Linked DNA regions of Mus musculus: regions 1 and 2 are each linked to region 3. Evidence: chromatin loops called from intact Hi-C (ENCODE). Cell type or tissue: heart. All regions are shown on one strand. Region 1 overlaps Sh3rf3 (SH3 domain containing ring finger 3). Region 2 overlaps Sh3rf3 (SH3 domain containing ring finger 3). Region 3 holds the start of Sh3rf3 (SH3 domain containing ring finger 3).

Region 1 (2,500 bases), 190 kb before region 3:
GAGGTGGGTGCCTCAGGAGGGAGGTGGGTGTATCAGGAGAGGGGTGGGTGCCTCAGGAGAGGGATGGGTGCCTCAGGAGGGAGGTGGATGCCTCAGGAGGGATGTGGGTCCATCAGGAGAGGGATGGGTGCCTCAGGATGGAGGTGGTGCCTCAGGAGGGAGGTGGGTGCCTCAGGAGGGAGGTGGGTGTCTCAGGAGGGAGGTGGGTGTCTCAGGAGGAAGGGAGGTGTCTCAGGAGGGAGGGAGGTGTCTCAGGAGGGACGTGGGTGTCTCAGGAGGGAGGGAGGTGTCTCAGGAGGGAGGGAGGTGTCTCAGGAGGGACGTGGGTGTCTCAGGAGGGAGGTGGGTGTCTCAGAGAGGTAAGGCTGGGACACAGGCTGCTGGTGAAGATGCAGATGTTCTTGACATATCCTCAGGCACCTGGAGCCCTAGGCAGAGGGTATGGGGAGATATGAATACTGAAAAGCAATGAGTCAAGGAGTGCAAGATGATTAGGCATCAGCTTCTAGGAGGAGTGTGGCTGCCCCAGGGATTGAGGGAGGATGGTGTCACACAGGAGAGTCTGGCCATCTGTACCCACCCCAACCAATACGCTCCTGGCTTCATCTTTTAGCAGGCAAGGAATACCTTAGATCCCTCACCACAGCATATCTTCCCTGACTTTTTTCTATCAAAACTTCTTTGGGTATTTACTGCAAGGCCAGATGGCCCAGCAGGAACTGTAATGTGTTTGGAACTGGGGACCAATGACACTTGATGGAATAACATATTATTCTGCCTGCCTTCTCTGGAAGCCTACAGACTGGGAGTGAAGCAGAATGACAGGCTTGGTAGCATCCCTCCAGGTCAGGGGAACGGCATGTCAGGTCTGTCAGTAGATGGCATAAGACTTTTGGAAAAGATGCTATGCTAGAGGCTGTAGTGGCTGACAGGATGCACATTTTCCAGTGATCATCAAAGTTAGGAGAGCTGTCTGATGGGAGCTGGGCACAACTCCAGAGGATGCGTGTACTGAGGACCGAGGAGTTGCTCCCCATGTGACCACAGGGTAGCCTGTGGGCTTACCACAGTCACTTCTCATTTATTCTGCTCTAACGTTCAGTTTTCCAACAAGGAAACAAACAAGGCTGGGAAACCTGGTTATATAAAAGCCAAGGAGTGAAAGTAGATCTACTTGCCCTGAGTAAAACTCCATTCGGAGTGGATCAAAGACTTCAAGGTACTCGCTAAGCTTTGAAACTGCTGGAGGAAAACGTAGAAAAGCACTTCAGGAAATAGGCACAAGGCAGGACTTCCTTAAAAGACTCGAGTAACACAAAACCATGAGAACTGTAAAGGGGATTATACAAAATATAAATTCTTCTGCATAATGAAGAGACAGTCTACTCAATAGGAAAATACATCCAACAGGGAGTTAGTATCCAGAGCCTATAAGAATTCAGAACGCTGTATCCCCAAACACCAAATCATGTGATCAACTAAGTATGTTTATGAATGGAACAGCTAAAGTATGTTTATGAATGGATCTCAAAGGAAGAAATACAAATGGTCAATGTGGGAACAGGGAATGGGAAGTTGGGGGAAAAGAGATGAGATGGAGCCCACATTGCCCGGGATTCAGACTCTGGAGACCAGCATTAGAGTGCAGATCTAACTTTATTGCTTATTACATGAGCTTATTATAAAGCTTTTTAACCAATTATGACATGTTTATGTATTTAAGGGCAAATCCTGGTACAACTGGTGTTGTTCAGCAGAATCTGACTCTTCTGTCCAGGAGCCTGTAATGGGAGGGTACAATCCCCCACCCCCACGCCCAGGGGTGGTTTCTATGAAGACACGAGAAGCAACCACCACCCTGGCCTTGGGTCCTTTGTGTTGTCTCACGGGCATGCCGAGGAGAGCCATGTCAGATCAGATATCGTGTACAGTGGATCAGGAATCCCTGGAGCTTGTGACTCCTCGCTCTCTGTCTCACTTCTTCCTCCACCAAGTTCATTTCCACATCCCCCATAGCCAATAAATAGTTAAAGAAAAACAAACAAACAAAAACATTATCCTTAGCCATCATGGAGGTAATAACTCAAACTGCCTTCAGAGTTAACTCTCCCAACCCCCCCCCCCCCACCTCATTTGTCCCAGTCAGATGGATTTTATCAAGAAGTAAAATGGAAACAATTGCTGGGTGGGAATATAAACCTTATTATAGTCACTATGAAAATTAATATGAAGGTTCTTCCAAAAAACCAAATAGAAGCACCACACAAGCCAGCCACATGACCGCTGGGCAAAAGAGGGCAATGGGTCCCCTGGAATTGTTGTTATAGAAGGTTGTGAGCTACCATGTGGGAACTGGCAATTGAACCCGAGTCCTAGTGCACCTAACCACTAAGCTACCACTCCAGAAATATAATTTTAATCTTTTCTTCTTTGCTATCTGTATATATGCCTATCTGTTTGTCTGTCTATCTGTCTATCCACTTCCCTATATACCTATTTG
Region 2 (2,500 bases), 180 kb before region 3:
TTGGCTGCCTCTCTGAGGCTGAAGGTGAATCCCTATTGCTGAAGACACCCTATACTTCAGAGCCAGGACCCAGATTTGAGCTGAATCTAACCTGTGGTTTAGCTCCCATACCACAAAGTCCTATGGAAGCAGCCAAGAGAGGGAAGCAATCAATACTCCTATATATGTAGGACTCCTATGAACTGTAACAACCGCTGCCATGGTAAGATACACCTAAAGACCCAGTTGCGGCATCCATATCTTGAAAGTAGCCAACAGTTCTCTAACTGGCTTTAAGGTCCATTTGGCAAGGCCATTATGTCTGGTACTAGAATCCTAGTGTCACATATTCCCATCTAGTGAACTCGTGGATCTTAGGAGAGAACCTACAACTGTCAACATTAAGCTACCATAAACTGCATTCTGAAACTTTTCCTTTTTTTTGTTCATCTTTTATAATTTTTTAAAAATTTATATCCCAAGTGCAATTTCCCCTCCCTCCTCTCCTCCCAGCACCTCCCCCTCTACCTGCCATCCACTCCTCCCCCATTTCTCTTCAGAAAAGGGCAGATCTCCAGTGGATATCAACCTGACACAAGCTAAAGTTATCAGAAAAGAGGGAAGCTCAACTGAGAAAATGCCTCCATAAGATCCAGCTGTAAGGCATGTTCAATGTGGGAAGACCCAGCCCATTGTGGTGCTGCCATCTCTGGGCTGGTGGTCCTGGGTTCTATAATAAATCAGGCTGAGCAAGCCAGGGGAAGCAAGCCAGTAAGCAGCACCTCTCCATGCCCTGCATCAGCTCCTGCCTCCAGGTTCCTACCCTGTTTGAGTTCCTGTCCTGGCTTCCTTTGATAGTGAACAGCAATATGGAAGTGTAAGCCCAGCTTGCCTTTGATCATGGTGTTTCATTATAGAGAATGAAACCCTAACTGAAACACGGTCCCATGTGGAACATCTATGTGAACTTTCAATATCCCCTACTACCCCCACCTCCAAGCTCAGGAAATTCTGCAGAAGACAACACAGAAAGGATTCAAAGCTGGAGGATGGCAAGGAAGGCCATAGAACACTGCCTCTGCCATTGCATGCCTCAGCTCCTGAAGGCTGTGGCTATCTGCACATGATTCAGCCAGCCAAAACTCCCACATGGGTAGAAAGTAACCTGAGAGGCCAGAACCCTAATTAAATAGTGATTGATAGCTCCTGATAGAGGGAATATTCTTCTTTAGGGTGTAGCCACTGTTCTGTTGCTCTCGCCCCATTGGATGGCCTCACAATGAGCCAGTAGGTGGCCTCACAACTTTATGTAATAAGCAGCATCAATCGAACTTAGTGGATTACTAAAACAGAAACAAGAGGATGTGAAGTTCAGAGGGGGTTACACTAGGGGGATTCAGGAGGAGAAATCGGTAGTGGCTATGATTCTATTTCACTGGACACATGTGTGAAATTCTTCAAGAATGTATTTTATTTTAAAAAAACAATGGAGCTACCAGGCCATGGAAAGACAGAAACACACATTTCTGAGTGAAAGAAAGCAGCAGGAAAGGGAAGCATGTAGTGGTGCTAGAACCATACCAGAAATCAGGAGAGAGCCACAGAGACTAGGAAAGTTCTGTGGCTGCAAAGAAGGGGAGGGATAAAAAAGTGAGGCATACAGAGTTCAAGACAGTGAAAGCACGATGAGTCATAGGGTATATGTGTTACATGTGTCCAACACCAAGACTGTACAGCATCAAGACTAAATTCCCATAGAAACAAAGGCCATTGGCTGATATTGTCGAGACAGGCTCAGCAATGGTAAAAATGTACCACACCCCAGGGCTTTACTGATAATAGAGGAGGTGGAAGGGGACTGCTGTGGCACACAGGAAACCTCTGTATTAGCTCCCTTTTGTTATGGACCTAAAAATTCCCAAAACTCAAGTCTACCATTGAAAGAATAACTCACAGACCCACTGAGCAATGGATACCAACAAACAACCCTACAAAAAAACCCTGATGTGTATCTCATAAATGAGACCCTGAAAACAGATTGAACACAAAAATTAAACTCTGCTCGAGTCTATTTATCTGATGTTCAAGAGTAAACCCCTTTCACCCATCTTTATCAGGTGTGAGGAGGAAGGTGGTGGTGAGTGGAGCTGCCCAGCTTTGGTATCATGCCATTTCCTGAATAGGCGATGATTAGGAAGGTCTCATTAGGCTGCATAACTCTTATTAGTGGATGTTTTGGAAATGTTATTGCATGGAATTGAAGAAATGGTCTTTGTGTTCTCCCCTGGAGAAAAGGGAACAGTCCAACCAGACTGGACAAATCACACATGCCTTGAGAATGGCATGTAGTCTGAACATTTTCTCAAAGGGGCAGACATGCCACATGGGATAATCCAACAATCACATCAACAGTTTGGAATCAAGTCAAGGGTGAGCCTCGAGTCTGAGAAATGAATGCACCATGGAGCTGTGATCCTGCCTTCCAGCTTGGATATCACTGTGTACTGAGGATCCAGGCATA
Region 3 (2,500 bases):
AGTTCGTGGCGCGAGCACACGATGCTCTCCAGACAGCGTCGGCAGAAGGTGTGCTGGCATGGCAACACCTTGGCCGTAGTGTCCAGGCGCTCCAGGCACACAGAGCATTCCAGCAAATCCAGCAGCGATGATTCGTCCATATCCTCTTCAGTCCTCGCCTGGGCCCCCCTCTGCTGCTCACCCTGCCTGTCCTCGCCCTCGCCCCGAGCTGCGGTGGCCGCCGCCTTGGACGCGCACAGCCAGGACGCCCCAAGCAGCATGGGGGAGGCGCCAGCGCGGGCCCAGCGAGCCGCCTAAGTCTAGCAGCCAGAGCCCGGCCCGCCGAGGAGAGCGGGCATTTGCGCCTAGCCCGGGCAGTCGCCGTCAATAAACAGGGTTCGGTCCCCGCGCGGCGCGTGCTGACAGCCCGAGGCACTAGCCTCCACGATTTGCAAAGTGACACGCCGAGCCTGCCCGCGAGGCAGGCACCGGAGTTCCGGAGCCCCGAGGCAACTCCAGCCAGCCGAGCCCAATCAGCCTACGCGCGCGCACCGCCGCTGCGGGCAACACCTGTGCTGCCGCGCCGCCCGCGCCCGGGAGCCCAGCAGCGGGGAGTGCAGGGAGAGGCCGGCCAGGTCCCCAGGGAGACCGGGGCGCGGCGTGCACGCTCCCCCGCGCCGCAGGCGAGCCGCACCGCCCCCCTCGGCGCCTCCATGCGCCCTCGGGCTGCCAGAGCACCGCCGCCTTGCTCAACTAGCTCAGCCGGATCTCGTCCCTGGGTCGCGGGACCATGTGCGGGGGACGCGCAGAGGTCACAGTCACTGCGGGGGTGTTGGGAAACGGACACCTCTCCTGCCTTGGAGCTTCTCCCTTTAGGCCACCTCCGGGGCTCCGGAGAACTTCCCCTGCGCAGGCTTGGCCCTGTCCCCTCTGGACGCCAGACTCTGGATTCTCCGCGAGCTTCAGGAAGGGACGTTTCTTCTCAACGCCTCCGCGAAGGAAAGTTTGGGAGCATCATCCCGACTGCTTTCTTAGCCAGCGCTGGAGAGCAGCCGGAGGACGCATCAGACACCCAGGCATCCTTCTGGACGACTCCAGGGAGCACTCTTGCTTGTGTCCCCTCTCCTGCCAGCATGCCCAAGTGACAGCTGTGGGTATAGGTGCGGGGGTGTCCCTTGAGGCGAGAAGGGAAGTCGCTGGAGATGGCCGGGTCGGGGGCTGCCGGGGCCGCGACTACTCCTTCGGGAAGCCGGCTGCCCTCTCCAGAATCACTGATGTGTGACTGACGCCGCCGCCCACGCGCCAGCACACCCTGGCCGAGCGCCGCGCCCCTGGCGGCGCGGTGAAAGACTCCAGCGCCCGCTCTGGTGAGCTCTGATGAACCCAGCTCCAAATATTCCTCGGGAGGCTCAAAAGAGGGGGAATGTGCGCTCCTTCCCGATGCCCGGGGTTCTGGGAGCGTCAGAGCGACGGAAGTACGTACGAGGACCTGGAGCAGCAGGGAAGTTTGGCGGTGGGCTGCGGTCGGTGTACAAGATTTCTTACCGTGTGCTGCCCCCTGGTGGGCCCCTCGTGTTCCCAACGCTCTCGAGCCCCGCACAGGCAAAGGTCCAGAAAGCTGGATGATGCACAGCTGGGAGATGCCAGGGCAAGCATCCAAAGTGGTGTGGATGCCCCTCCTGCCGGTTGGGCTGCCCTGTTGTTTGTGAAGCTGAATGTCACTTTTCTTCGTTTTTAGGGAGAAAAAAATTTTGCTGATACTTAAATGCCAACATAATATCTGCATTGTTTTAATGCTCTTAAACAACCCTGTGAAATAATTGCTTTAACTTCATTACACGGGTAAGGAAATTGATTCTCATTATTATGAAGCCATTTTATTAAATGTGGTTTTTGTGACCACAGAACCCAAATGCAAAAAGACCACATGGTAGCAGAGCGGTTGCCTATAAGCCACGTGTCCCTTACAGTGTAGTAGTATCTTCCACACGGCGTGTTTAGTAAATATCCATTGAATGATCGAAAGAGTGACTTGATCTCATCCAGTGATGATTTGAATGCAGTATTTAGCACCCCAATTCCAGATATCCTGAGTTCCTATCAGACTGCTAGTCTCTGGAAATTCCCAGGAGCATAGAGTTGTCCCAGCCGATCTCTGTATCATTTACACAAGTATTGGCAAGGGTATAAGATAGAATTGTCTGTCTATGTCTATTATTGCCTATGTCTGTCTATTGTCTGTTATGAAGGGGGTAGGGAGGTGAGTGACTTTTGCTCAGGAACACCCAAGGGGAATTGTGAGAGGGTCCAGAATGCCTGATTTATGAGTGGTGATCAGGACCCGGGAAAGGGTGTGTGTGCAAAGAACAAAGAACAAAGTTGCTGTCCATGATGATATAGCCTGAGTGCTTTTGGATGCAAGAGAGAAATAAAGCTTAGGAGAATTTTAAAAGGTGCAAAATAAAAGTAATCTTAGGGGACTACAGGCTAAGGGCTGGGGCAGACTAGTGCAGGCAGATTC

Evidence for each region. Peaks named below come from ENCODE experiments on the same cell type or tissue, not always from the same donor. Only the 100,000 strongest peaks of a DNase experiment are listed, where the experiment ranks them.
Region 1: it touches region 3 in a loop (2.2-fold over the local background); 14 of 42 quality-filtered maps call a loop at or near these places.
Region 2: it touches region 3 in a loop (5-fold over the local background); 13 of 42 quality-filtered maps call a loop at or near these places.

Annotation. Positions count from the first base shown.
Region 1 is chr10:59,003,681-59,006,180 of GRCm38, reverse strand. All of the region lies in intron 2 of Sh3rf3 (SH3 domain containing ring finger 3), which reads right to left. Among named protein-coding and RNA genes, the nearest start is that of Gm23223, 190 kb to the left of the region's middle. In heart, no CTCF peak of the experiment used is centred here; no DNase peak of the experiment used is centred here.
Region 2 is chr10:58,994,068-58,996,567 of GRCm38, reverse strand. The region is part of intron 2 of Sh3rf3 (SH3 domain containing ring finger 3); the gene reads right to left. Among named protein-coding and RNA genes, the nearest start is that of Sh3rf3, 180 kb to the right of the region's middle. In heart, a CTCF peak has its summit at 1,270 (motif pointing right); no DNase peak of the experiment used is centred here.
Region 3 is chr10:58,811,335-58,813,834 of GRCm38, reverse strand. Sh3rf3 (SH3 domain containing ring finger 3) reads right to left here and starts at 476. Exons shown (of 10, transcript NM_172788.3): 1 at 1-476. The coding sequence starts at 260. In heart, CTCF peaks have their summits at 1,295 and 1,521 (motif pointing left); DNase peaks (open chromatin) are centred at 854, 874 and 1,504; H3K4me3 peaks cover 1,641 bases; H3K27ac peaks cover 1,223 bases; H3K27me3 peaks cover 1,896 bases.